Linked DNA regions of Homo sapiens: region 1 is linked to region 2. Evidence: chromatin loops called from intact Hi-C (ENCODE). Cell type or tissue: A673. All regions are shown on one strand. Each heading gives the region's core, and the rest is flanking DNA. Links, peaks and the distances in the headings are about the cores only. Region 1 overlaps PAX5 (paired box 5). Region 2 overlaps PAX5 (paired box 5).

Evidence for each region. Peaks named below come from ENCODE experiments on the same cell type or tissue, not always from the same donor. Only the 100,000 strongest peaks of a DNase experiment are listed, where the experiment ranks them.
Region 1: a loop joins it to region 2, with 2.2 times the contacts of the local background. A loop is called at or near these places in 6 of 110 quality-filtered maps.

What each region holds. Positions count from the first base shown.
Region 1 is chr9:36,977,215-36,982,591 of GRCh38, reverse strand. The region is part of intron 5 of PAX5 (paired box 5); the gene reads left to right. Among named protein-coding and RNA genes, the nearest start is that of PAX5, 54 kb to the left of the region's middle. RefSeq lists an enhancer at 1,665-2,164. In A673, for the core only: a CTCF peak has its summit at 2,233 (motif pointing left); a DNase peak (open chromatin) is centred at 2,241.
Region 2 is chr9:36,922,048-36,927,424 of GRCh38, reverse strand. PAX5 (paired box 5) reads left to right here. Exons shown (of 10, transcript NM_016734.3): 7 at 3,941-4,070. Among named protein-coding and RNA genes, the nearest start is that of MIR4476, 31 kb to the right of the region's middle. In A673, for the core only: no CTCF peak of the experiment used is centred there; DNase peaks (open chromatin) are centred at 2,374, 3,164 and 4,684; H3K27ac peaks cover 447 bases.

The DNA of each region.
Region 1 (5,377 bases), core at 177-5,176, 55 kb before region 2:
CTTCCAGGAGAAGGACCCCCCATCCTCCTGCACTGGACAGGTTCTTTCTGTCTCTAGACTTTCATTGCCTGCAGTTGAGGGCTCTCTTAGGATACTTTCACAAGCTTGGACTGTAAGTCCATCTCCAGGCCTTCTCTCCTTGACAGAGTATGGGCTCCCTGAGGGCTGAGACTGGGTTCCCTGGCAGGGCTATGCTTGGGACCAGAGCACCAGCAACAGATCAATGAATGCTGGAACCAAGGGATTCACCTTAGCCAGGTACCCCTCTTTGTACACATCTTGTTCTTTTTATTTTTTATTTATTTATTTTTATTTTTTTATTTTTTTTGAGATGAAATCTTGCTCTGTGGCCCAGGCCGGAGTGCAGTGGCATGATCTTGGCTCACTGCAACCTCTGCTTCCTGGGTTCAAGCGATTCTCCTGCCTCAGCCACCCAGTAGCTGGGCCTACAGGTGTGTGCCACCACACCTAGCTGATTTTTGTATTTTTACTAGAGGTGGGGTTTTGCCATGTTGGCCAGGCTGTTCTTGAACTCCTGACCTCAGGTGATCCATCTGCCTCGGCCTCCCAAAGTGCTGGGATTACAGTGGGGAGCCACAGGGTCCATCCCTTGTTCTTTTTAATTTAGCAAATGGCTTCTGTTTTCTTGTCCTCACTCTCAGTCCTTATTGACTCTTAGGAGGTGCTCACTGTGCAGACAGCACTCTCTCACTTGGAATCCAGCAGCTTGTTTGCTCTGACCAGTGCTGTAGGCCTGGCATGATTTATTGACCCCATTGCACAGATGTGTTGAGAGAAGTGTAAGATCACACAGCTGGCAAGTGGCAGAGCCAGAGCTTGCTCTCTGTGCTCCACCACTTTTGTCACTTAAACACTTCCAAGGCAGAGCCTCTTCCCTGGGGTGTCATTCATCCATTTACTGGCTCCTGATGTGGTGTCGGGCACTGTGGTCTCAGAGGTAGGTAAGGCCTGGGAGACCCCACTGTTTTCCCTCAGGGATTTTCCCTAGGGACCCCTTTGTTTTCCCTTAGGCAAGGCATGGAAGGGGAGCATCAGATGTCCCCTGGGAGGGTGTGGCCACTATTTCCCAGTAGGAGGTCACACCGGAGCAGCTGTCTCCCTTCTCCTTTGTACCTGTTTTTTGTTTTTTTTTTTTTGCCAGTTTCAGTGAAATTCACTCTACAAGTATTTATTGTGTGCCTGCTATGTGTGCTAGGTATTGTCCTAGTTGCTGGGGACACAGCAATGAACAAGACAGACAAAAATGTTTGCCCACATGAGTGACGTTCTAAGGAAGAAAGACAATAACTAAATAAGGAAAATAAGCAGCATGCTGTTCTATGCTCTGGAGGAAAACAAAGCTAGGTGAGGAGACAGGGAATGAAGCAGGGCTGAGGGGGGGGGGGCTTTGCTGTTTTTGGAGGGTGGTCCTACTGATGAGCTGACGTTTGAGCAGAGGCCTTAATGGAGGGAGGAGTGAGCCAGGCAGATATCTGGGGGAGGAAGTTTCCGGAGAGAGGGAACAGCAAGTGCAAAGACCCCAAGGCCGGTGAGCTTGGCATGACTGTGGAACCCTATGGAGGCGAGTGTGGCAGGAGCAGAATAAGCGGGGAAAGAGTGGGAGGAAACGAGGTCAGAAAGGTGGGATTGCTGGGGGGGTACCCAGTTAAGTACCAGTAAAGCCTAGTAAGCTGTGAGGGGCTGTGGGTTTTGCTCAGAGTGGGAGTAGACAGCAGCCTAGAACCTCCAACAGGGAACTTCAGAGGTGCATTTTCTCCCCTACCTCCAGTGAGTCACTCACTCCAGCATACCTTCTCTCCTAATCACCTCCCGAACCTGCCCCCTTCTCTGGATAGCCATTCCCACTGTTAGCTCTGTCCTGGCTGAGGGCTCCCACTCGACCCTGGGCCTCAGTCTCATCTCCCTCCAACAGGGTCTCTACACTGTGGCCAGATTAGACTGTATGACCCTCCTCCCCCAACCCTTCTGTGTCTGGAATTGTGAATGTATTGATATCATCAGACAAGGGACTGACTGGAACAGAGACTGGGGAATCTGGGATGTGGGGATTGGGGCTGCTGGTAAGTGGGTTGTCATTTTGTCTGGGAGGCAGTGCAATGCGGTGCAGTGGGTGGCCCAAAGCCCCTCCCCCAACCCTTAACCAGCTCCTAATCCCCAGCCCTGTCTCTGGCTTCGGCAATGGCTCCCCCCAGAGGCACCTGCTTTATTTATGGCTTCTCCCCAACTCCCCACAGGCAGAGGGAAGTCCATTAGTGTGTTTGCAGACTCTGCCAGCTCTGAGCAGATGCAAAGCTTATTTGCAGACTGTCATTGCCCTGGCCTCCTCCAGAGACTCTCATGCTGGGCTCAGCCTTGTGCCTCCAAGAGCCACCTCCCTCAGGCAGCCACCGGTGCAAGCCGCTTTCCTGATTTCCCTAAGCATAGTCTTGGCTTGGAGTTGGGAAAATTAAATTAAATGCCACGAAGGAACCATAGCAGTGCATTGGGCCATGTTGACAGTAGGGAATGAAGTCTTCTCTGTCGATAGGAGTTCATTGTTTTGACATAAATTAGGGAGGCATTGAGAGAAAGTGGAAAAAGTCTTGACCTGAGAACCTGGGACCCAAGTTCAAGTCTCTGTTAGGCTGCTGAGTATCCTGGTGATTTGGGGCAACAGTTTATTGCCTTCTGGGCCTCAGTTTCCAAGCTGCACAAGGAGCTGTAGACAGGCTTGGAATCCACTCCAAGCTCCAGAATTCTCTGATTTGAATTTTGGGGATGTTTCTTTCATCCAATGAGCTGGGGACAAAGTGATTTGTCCAAAATGGCTTGGTAATTCTGAAATTGCCTGGAGATTGGCCTCACTGGGGTACAAGGCACTGAGGAGGTGAGACACCAGGGCTCTCAGTCTCACCTGGCCTGATAACTCTGCTGTGTGACCCTGGGCAGGCCACTTTCCGTCTCTGAGCCCATTTTCTCATCTGCAAAATGGGAATCGTAATCTCCTGCCCATCTCCTGAGATTATCAGGAGAATCAGATAAGCTGATGAATGTTTCATATGCCACAGGAATATGTATTTGAGGGGTGCGATTGTTATCATTTTGTCGCTGTTATCCTTTTCAGATGTCTAGGCATGCACACTTGCCAGTGTAATACAAGAATATGCCCCTATAAGGTACAGAGCCCAAACACGTCAATTTAACTACATAAAAGGGAAATAATTGTGCTTCCATGAATAATGAAGAGCCCTTCTTATAATTTGTGCTTGTTCAGTTCCACACCCTCATAAATCCACCATTCCTGTGTGTGTGTTTGGTGGAAAAACACACCACAGACATACACAAAAGCCTCTTGAGTTCTTTTCAACTGGGACAGGAGATGACACACGTTGGCAGACAGAGGCTGATCTCTGTGTATCCAAGAGGAGTCGAGCCAGTCCGAGTACATCTAACAGGTCAAGCTCTGAAATGAAGAAGCAATAAGCCAGTGAAATGGTACTATCACCGAAACATGATTGATCAATTGAATTCTATCAGAGACAGTGGACAGTGAGATTAACTCAGGCCTGATAGGTTCAATGAGTTAAAGCATGATGTTCATTTCAGCTTCATTTCACCAGTCTTTGCTTGTGAAATTGGTCAATCAATAGAGGTTGAAGATCATATATATATATAGATATCGGGGACCATCTTATGGGGAATATAATCTTGGTAGTTGGCTCCTGGCTGGGGCTGCCTGCTGCGGGTAATGGAGACAGAACAGGGACTCCATCAGCCCCATCGAAATGGCCTGATATCTTCTCCAAATGAAAAGTATTTTTGGATCTCTGATGATTTATCTTTTTTTTCCTCCCTCTCACTTTGATCTATGACAAAACCCATACCCATCTTGGAGAAATTTAGTGATTTCTCCTGAAAACATTTGTGCAATGATCAGATAGATACACTTCAAATACGAACCTTCTTTTTAGTTATATCGTCCTTGGGAAAAAATACAGACAGTAATTTAAAAACTCAAATAGGGGTAATGCAAAGATATCAGAGTAAATATGATTTTTAAACCCTTTTATTTATTTATTTATTTATTTCTGTGCAGTGGGGGATGGGAGAGAGACTGCTGTGTGCATGAAGGCCATAAAAGGGATGTATGCATCCCTTCCAGGTCCTTCCAGGTATAATTAAAATGAAGCCTTTCACATTCTTTGATCTCATTTAAAAGCACAATTCACAGAAACAAATCACCCTTTTGCTCCTAGTAATATTTCATTTGCTTCAGAATATTTTCACTATGGCGGTTAACATCCTTTCTAATTAGTGTGCATATCCCTCTGTAAGGTGGAGTAATTAGGGACTACTGTATGAGGTAATGGACTTGGACAGTATGGATTAGAGAGAACAGACTTGCCCTGTGGCAATGCACCAGGTATTACTTCCTTTCTGCCTCTTGTTTCAGGTCATCTTGATTCATTTTAGCACAGAGAAATCCCATCTCTTCATACCAACACCATGAGAGCTTCAATAATGTATTTGCACTGTTTGTATATCAGAGTGTATATTAGGTTCTGGATAATGGATAGTGATGCTGAACAGCTCGACAGAGAGGGAAGAGCCTCTCACACTTCACTCCCTTTCCCCTCCTCCAACTCCTGAATTCTAATCATGCTGAATTATAGCCGTTCCCCTGCACCATGCTTTCTGTGCCTCCAGGCTGTTGCAGATGCTGTTCCCTCTGGTTGGAATGCAATTCCTCTTCCCTGGGCATTTCTTTGGCTAACTCCATCCTTAAGACTTAGGGTAAGGCTGGACATGGTGGTTCATGCCTGTAATCCCAGCACTTTGGGAGGCCAGCCTGGCCAACATGGTGAAACCCCTTCTCAACTTAAAATACAAAAAATTAGCCGGGTGTGGTGGTGCATACCTGTAGTCCCAGCTACTTGAGAGGCTGAGGCAGGAGAATCGCTTGAACCTGGGAGGTGGAGGTTGCAGTGAACCAAGATGGTGCCATTGCACACCCCAGCCTGGATGACAGGGTGAGACTCCATCTCACAAAAACAAAACAAAACAAAAAAACCCCAAAAAAAACAAACAAAAAAAGACTCGGGCTACAGGGGGCCTTTCTTGGGCTACACTTGCCCCTAGTCTGGATTAAGTGGAGTGAGTTAGTGTAGGGCTAGGAGCAGACTCTGGAACCAGACTGCTTGAGTTCGGACCCTAGCTTCTCCACTTCTTAGCTGTGTGATCTTGGGCAAGTTACTCTTTTTTTTCTTCCCTCCCCCCACCCCCCCAATCTTTAGATCTTGTGACTAGGCAAGTTATTTAACCCCCTGCCTCAGTTTCCTCATCTGTAAAATGGGAGGAAGCAATAACAGACTTGACA
Region 2 (5,377 bases), core at 268-5,267:
TTCCATCTGGAAATTAAATATGTAAGGGGCAGGATATATCCCTGTTGACCACCCTTTTTGTGGTTCTTTTAAACCCAGGTTGGCTCTGCTTTCTTGGGGGAAGTAAAGGCATTCCCTTGCAGACCCAGCAGCCCAGCCCATGTCAGAGAGAAGAGGCTGAGGTCTAGGAATGTGCCAGGCCCCAGGGTGGGCTGGGGAGGGGTGCAGGGATGCTGACTCTTGGCTGGGATGCTGCCTGGCCCTAGGAAGAGCACTCCTTCCTTCATTCACCCAGTGTTCATTGTGCAAGCCCTTCACAATCGAGTTCCAGCTAGTCTACCATTCCATCTTTCCCCTTTACGCTTGCACCCCCTCTAACTATTGCATGTGCCCTGTTTCTGGGTCACTCTTGTCCTATTACCTCTGAGCCTGACTTCGGCTGTTCTCAGTCTTGGGAGTTAGGGATTGTTCACTCCCAGGTTAAATACAGCCTGCACCAAGAAACCCTTCCTGACCACTTCACGCCCCATATACATTAATGACTCTGTGCTCTTGTCCCTCTTGGATGGAATTTCTGGGCCAATGTGTCTTCTCTTGGTGTTTGTGGGTGAGGGTCAAAGAGTGTGTCTGGTCTTCACACATCATGTTGCACACAACAGGGCTCAGTAAAGGTTGAACGAATGCACGCCCACCATTCACTAGGGCATTCGGGAACACAGAGAGGAGGGCGGAACTGGGACCTACCCCTGGGGGCCCAGAAACTCTAGAAGATGCCATCTAGGAAAAGACCCTTGTCAGAGGCATTTTGACCTGCCGTCTTTGCACACAGCAATGAACTGAAGGAGTTGCTTCCAGTGAGTGGAATTCTAAATTCATGCCCGATTCATTCTCAGAAAATTAGGAGGCTAATGCCACGACCAAGTCTTGTTCTACAGAAGAGGAAGTCTAGACAGCAACCTTTTTCCAATAGCTCTTGCTGCATGGAATGAAGCAGTATTTTCCAAACTTTGCTGGCTGTAACCTAGATCAAGAAGTACATCTTAATCTCTACCTCGTACACACATACCCACTGACATGGGAAACAAAGATTCACAAAACAGGACTTATCCTTTCTATGTGGGAGACCCTTGGATATTTTTTTTTCAGTTTCATTTATAAAAATGTTGGGACCAGCAAGTTGATTTCACTGTGTTTTAATGGATCAGGTACTGAGAGTATAAAGATCATTAGGGTCATTGTCAAGGTTTTGGAGTCAGAAGGACCCAGGTTTGAATCCTGGCTTGGGCACCTAGAAGCTGTATGAACTTAGTTAGGCAAGTCATTCCTGCGCTATCATAAAAGCCTCAGTTTCTTCATCTGTAAAATGGGGATGTCATAGAGCCTGCTTCAAGGGGTGACTGTGAGGATTAAATGGGATAGTACAGCTAAAGCTCCTGGTACAGAGTGAATGCTCAGTGAGTGTGAGATTTTGATGCAATTGTGAAGACTGTGGTTGTTATTGTTCTGGCACCACTTGGCGGGGCCAGCAGAATGAGGGTGGGACTCACACTTCCTGGGGAATGGTGGTTATGAAAGACTTCTTGGAGGAGGAGGCACTGAGACAGGGCAGCAGGATGACTGGGTCCCACCACTAACCCCACAGTGAGCAGGAACTCTGCGTGAGCATCCCAGGCCAGAAAAGGCACTCTTCCTTCCATGAAGGGCAGACTTGTTCCCAAGGATTTTTGGCTGGACCTAGAGCTCGCCACGTTGGATGCCTTTGCCTTCCACATTTAGGTCTCTAATCCACCTGGAATTGATTTTTGTGTCTGGTGTGAAGATCCAATTTCTTTTTTCCCCTGTTTCTGAATGGATAACCAGTTACCCCTGCTCTGTTTATTAAAGAGTCCATCCTTTCCTGCTGATTTGTACACCATCTCCTTCATATATCACGGTTCCATATGTGCACGGACCAGGGTCTGGACTGGATTCTGTTTCATTGGCCTATTTATCTACCCCTGTGCCAATACCACCCTGTCTTAATTACTGTAGCTCTGTAGCGATTCCTGATGCCTGGTAAGCCTGTCCCCCTGGCCTTGTTCTTCTCCCTTAGAAGGACCTGGGCTTGCTTTGGGCCTGTGCTCTTCTCCACATGTTTCAGAACCAGCCTTTGATGAATGAGGATCAAAGAGCCCTGGGGAACTCTGGACATGCTGTCCTCAGCACGAATCATCTAGAGCCTGGGCCTGCAGCACCTCCTGGACTCGCTGCTGCCATCACCCCCAGTCAAAACTTTAGCTGCCCAGGAAGTAATCTCTGATTTGAAGGGAAAGACACCAGGAATGTGCCTGAGTCCCAGCCCCTTCTGCCTGCCACCCAGTGGCTCCTTTGGTTTCCCTCCCAGTGGCTCAGTCCTCATCATTTTACTCAGGGTGCCTGCAGCTCCTTCCAGAAGACTGCTTGCTTCTGTGTCCCTCCCTGACAAGGACATAACCCTGGACCAACATGGGTGTGTCCTCCATCAGCAATGCCAGCGTCCTGGAGGAAACTCCCCACATAAAATCTTCACATGCACAAACAAATTTGTTGGCTTAAGTGTTTGCAAATTCCCTCCTCCCTCCCTCCCTTTCTCTCCCTTCCTTCTTTCTTTCCTTCCTTCCTCCCTCCCTCCCTCCCTTTCTCTTTTCCTTCCTTCCTTCCTTCCTTCCTTCCTTCCTTCCTTCCTTCCTTCCACCTCTTTCTTTTTTTTGACAGAGTCTTGCTCTGTCACCCAAGCTGGAGTACAGTGGCATGATCATGGCTCACTGCAGCCTCGATCTCCTGGGCTCAGTCGATCTTCCCGCCTCAGCTTCCCGAGTAGCTGGGACTACAGGTGAAAGCTACCACACCTGGCTAATTTTTGTATTTTCTGTAGAGACAGGGTTTCACCATGTTTCCCAAGGTGGTCTTGAACTCTTAGATTCAAATGATCCACCCGCTTTGGCCTCCCAAAGTGTTGGAATGACATGCGTGAGCCACTGCACCCAGCCGCATATATTTTCTTTACCTGAAAATAGGCCCTGGGGTGGGGTGGGAGGAAGAGACTTGTCACTCATGCTTATAATTTAGTCTATCCTTCAGTTGAAAGATCCAGGTTGGTGCCTTTGCTGCCTTCTCTGGAGACCATTCTGACAGTGGCTTGGATGACAAGGAAATGACTCATTGCAAACTCTGATTTCGTGAAATGGCTTAAAGAAAGGAGCGTGACTCATGGGCTAAATACACATGGTTGGTGTGGACTTGGTAAATTAGATATGTGCACCCTGTGGTTTTCAGCATACAGGTGTTTACCTGCTTCTAGAATTCAAAAACACTTGCCAAATGGTGGCTCAGTTAGTTTGCCATATTGGATTAGGGTGGGAATTCATGGTGACCCACCCCAATTGGTATTCTTCCCTGTTGGTGGTGGGTAAAGCCCTCCTCCCCTTGAGCCTCAGTTTATTCATCTGTGAAATGAGGATTTGGAATGGATGATCTCCCAGATTCCTCTTAACCCTTGTTTCTGTGATTCTACCTTTGTGGTTTAAGAGCACAGAAATCAGAAACCGTTCTTTCCATTCTCTTGGCAAGAAGACACTTATTTCTGCCTTGCTTTTGGTTACGGACCCTCCATCCCTGCACTGAGGAGTGTGGGGTCTCTGGCCAACTGGAGCTGGGTGAGGGCAACATGCAGGCCAGAGGGAGCAAAGTTTGGATTCTTGTGAAGTTGCACTGAGTCCTGCCCACCTCCTCTCCTGGGAAGAATTGTTGATTCTGGACAACTGTCTCGTTCCACCAAGCTGACTCTGCCCTTTCAACACTGGAAGTGTTCATGAGCCCCTTGTGGGCCTTGGCACAGGCATGGACTAACTCAGCTTGGTGGCTGAGCTCAGAACGTGGAGTTGGCATTTGACTAAGGTACTGTGGAGTCTTGGTGCTGAGACGTCTCTGTTTCTTCTTTCAGACCACAGAGTATTCAGCCATGGCCTCGCTGGCTGGTGGGCTGGACGACATGAAGGCCAATCTGGCCAGCCCCACCCCTGCTGACATCGGGAGCAGTGTGCCAGGCCCGCAGTCCTACCCCATTGTGACAGGTGAGGGCACCTGGGGCATGGGGGATGAGTGAGGGAGAGAGAGAGAGATAGGAGTGTGTGGTGGGAAGAGTGGCTTCTTGGTGTGTTTGGATGTGATTGGCCAATTTTGTTTTAACAAGGTTATGAGGCCTGGGAACAGGTCAGGTGCTGGGGCCAGGGTTGCAGCTGTGATGAGACATGGCTGGATATGATTCCAACAAAGCTGGGGAGAACAAATGCCAAATGGACTGTGGGCTGGAGGGGACTTGGGGTAGGGGGCAGGAAACCTCATGCCAGAGGGGCCCCCGTGGGTGGGGCTGAGTGTTCAGAGGCCTAGGGTTTATTTCTTTCATGAGAAAGGCCACCCTGGTGGGCACCAACCTCAAGGAGGAATGGGATTCCTTGCAGATTGATGTTGGCAGGCAGAATCTGAGTCAAGAAGGGTAGGTGGCGTAAGCTGGATGGTGCATGGTGGATGCCAAGCAGCTTCCCTCTGGAAGTCCCAGGGCCAGACTCTTTAGCTGTCTGTGTAGAGATTGGGAGTGTGGGTCCTGGAGGTGCACTGTTGAGTCTGATCATGCCATTTACTAGCTGTGCAGACTTGGGTGAGTCATGTATGCGTTCTGGGCTGTGGCTTTAAGCTGCACAGCGGGACTAGTGCTAGCACCTACCCCAGGGGGCTGTGGTGAGGATTAATTTGTTCGTCTGTGGAAGGTGCTTGGACTCTCGTCTGGCACATGGTAAGCACCCAATACATGTAGCTGTTAGGATTCTTCTGAGAACCCTCTCCCTGTGGCAGGTCACCAAGGGGCTTGCTGACTTGCTGCTGCAGAAGGGCTGGATGCGTGGGCCAGGACGGGGAGACCCCTGGCCCAGCTGTGCTGGGGTAACGTGGAGCCGACTCCATGTGGACAGACTCAGCTGCCAGCTCTTGGTTGTCCAACCGGGCAGGCAGGAGGCCCGCTCGGGTACTGCACAAATAGACAAGGGGCTGGCGGGCCACACTTGGGCCAGAGCCATGGGTCTGGTTTGAGGTAGCAGGATGCCCATGTGGGCTGGTAGGCAGGGCACAGTGAATAGTGACAGTGACACGGGACTCGTAGACATGCAGGTGGACTGTGGGTGCATCAGGGAAGCTGGGTTAGACTCGGATTAGAACAGTGGAGGGGGTCACTTAGGCCAAAGCAGCAAGACAGGGAGGGCCCAGCTCCGAGACCTGGGCTGAAGGGTCAGCACTGAGGCTCAGGCAGAAGAGAGGGGCCCTATTTGCAGCTCTGAGCACCACGTAAGGGCCAGTCAGGTGGCAAGAGCAACTTTGTCCCCCATCC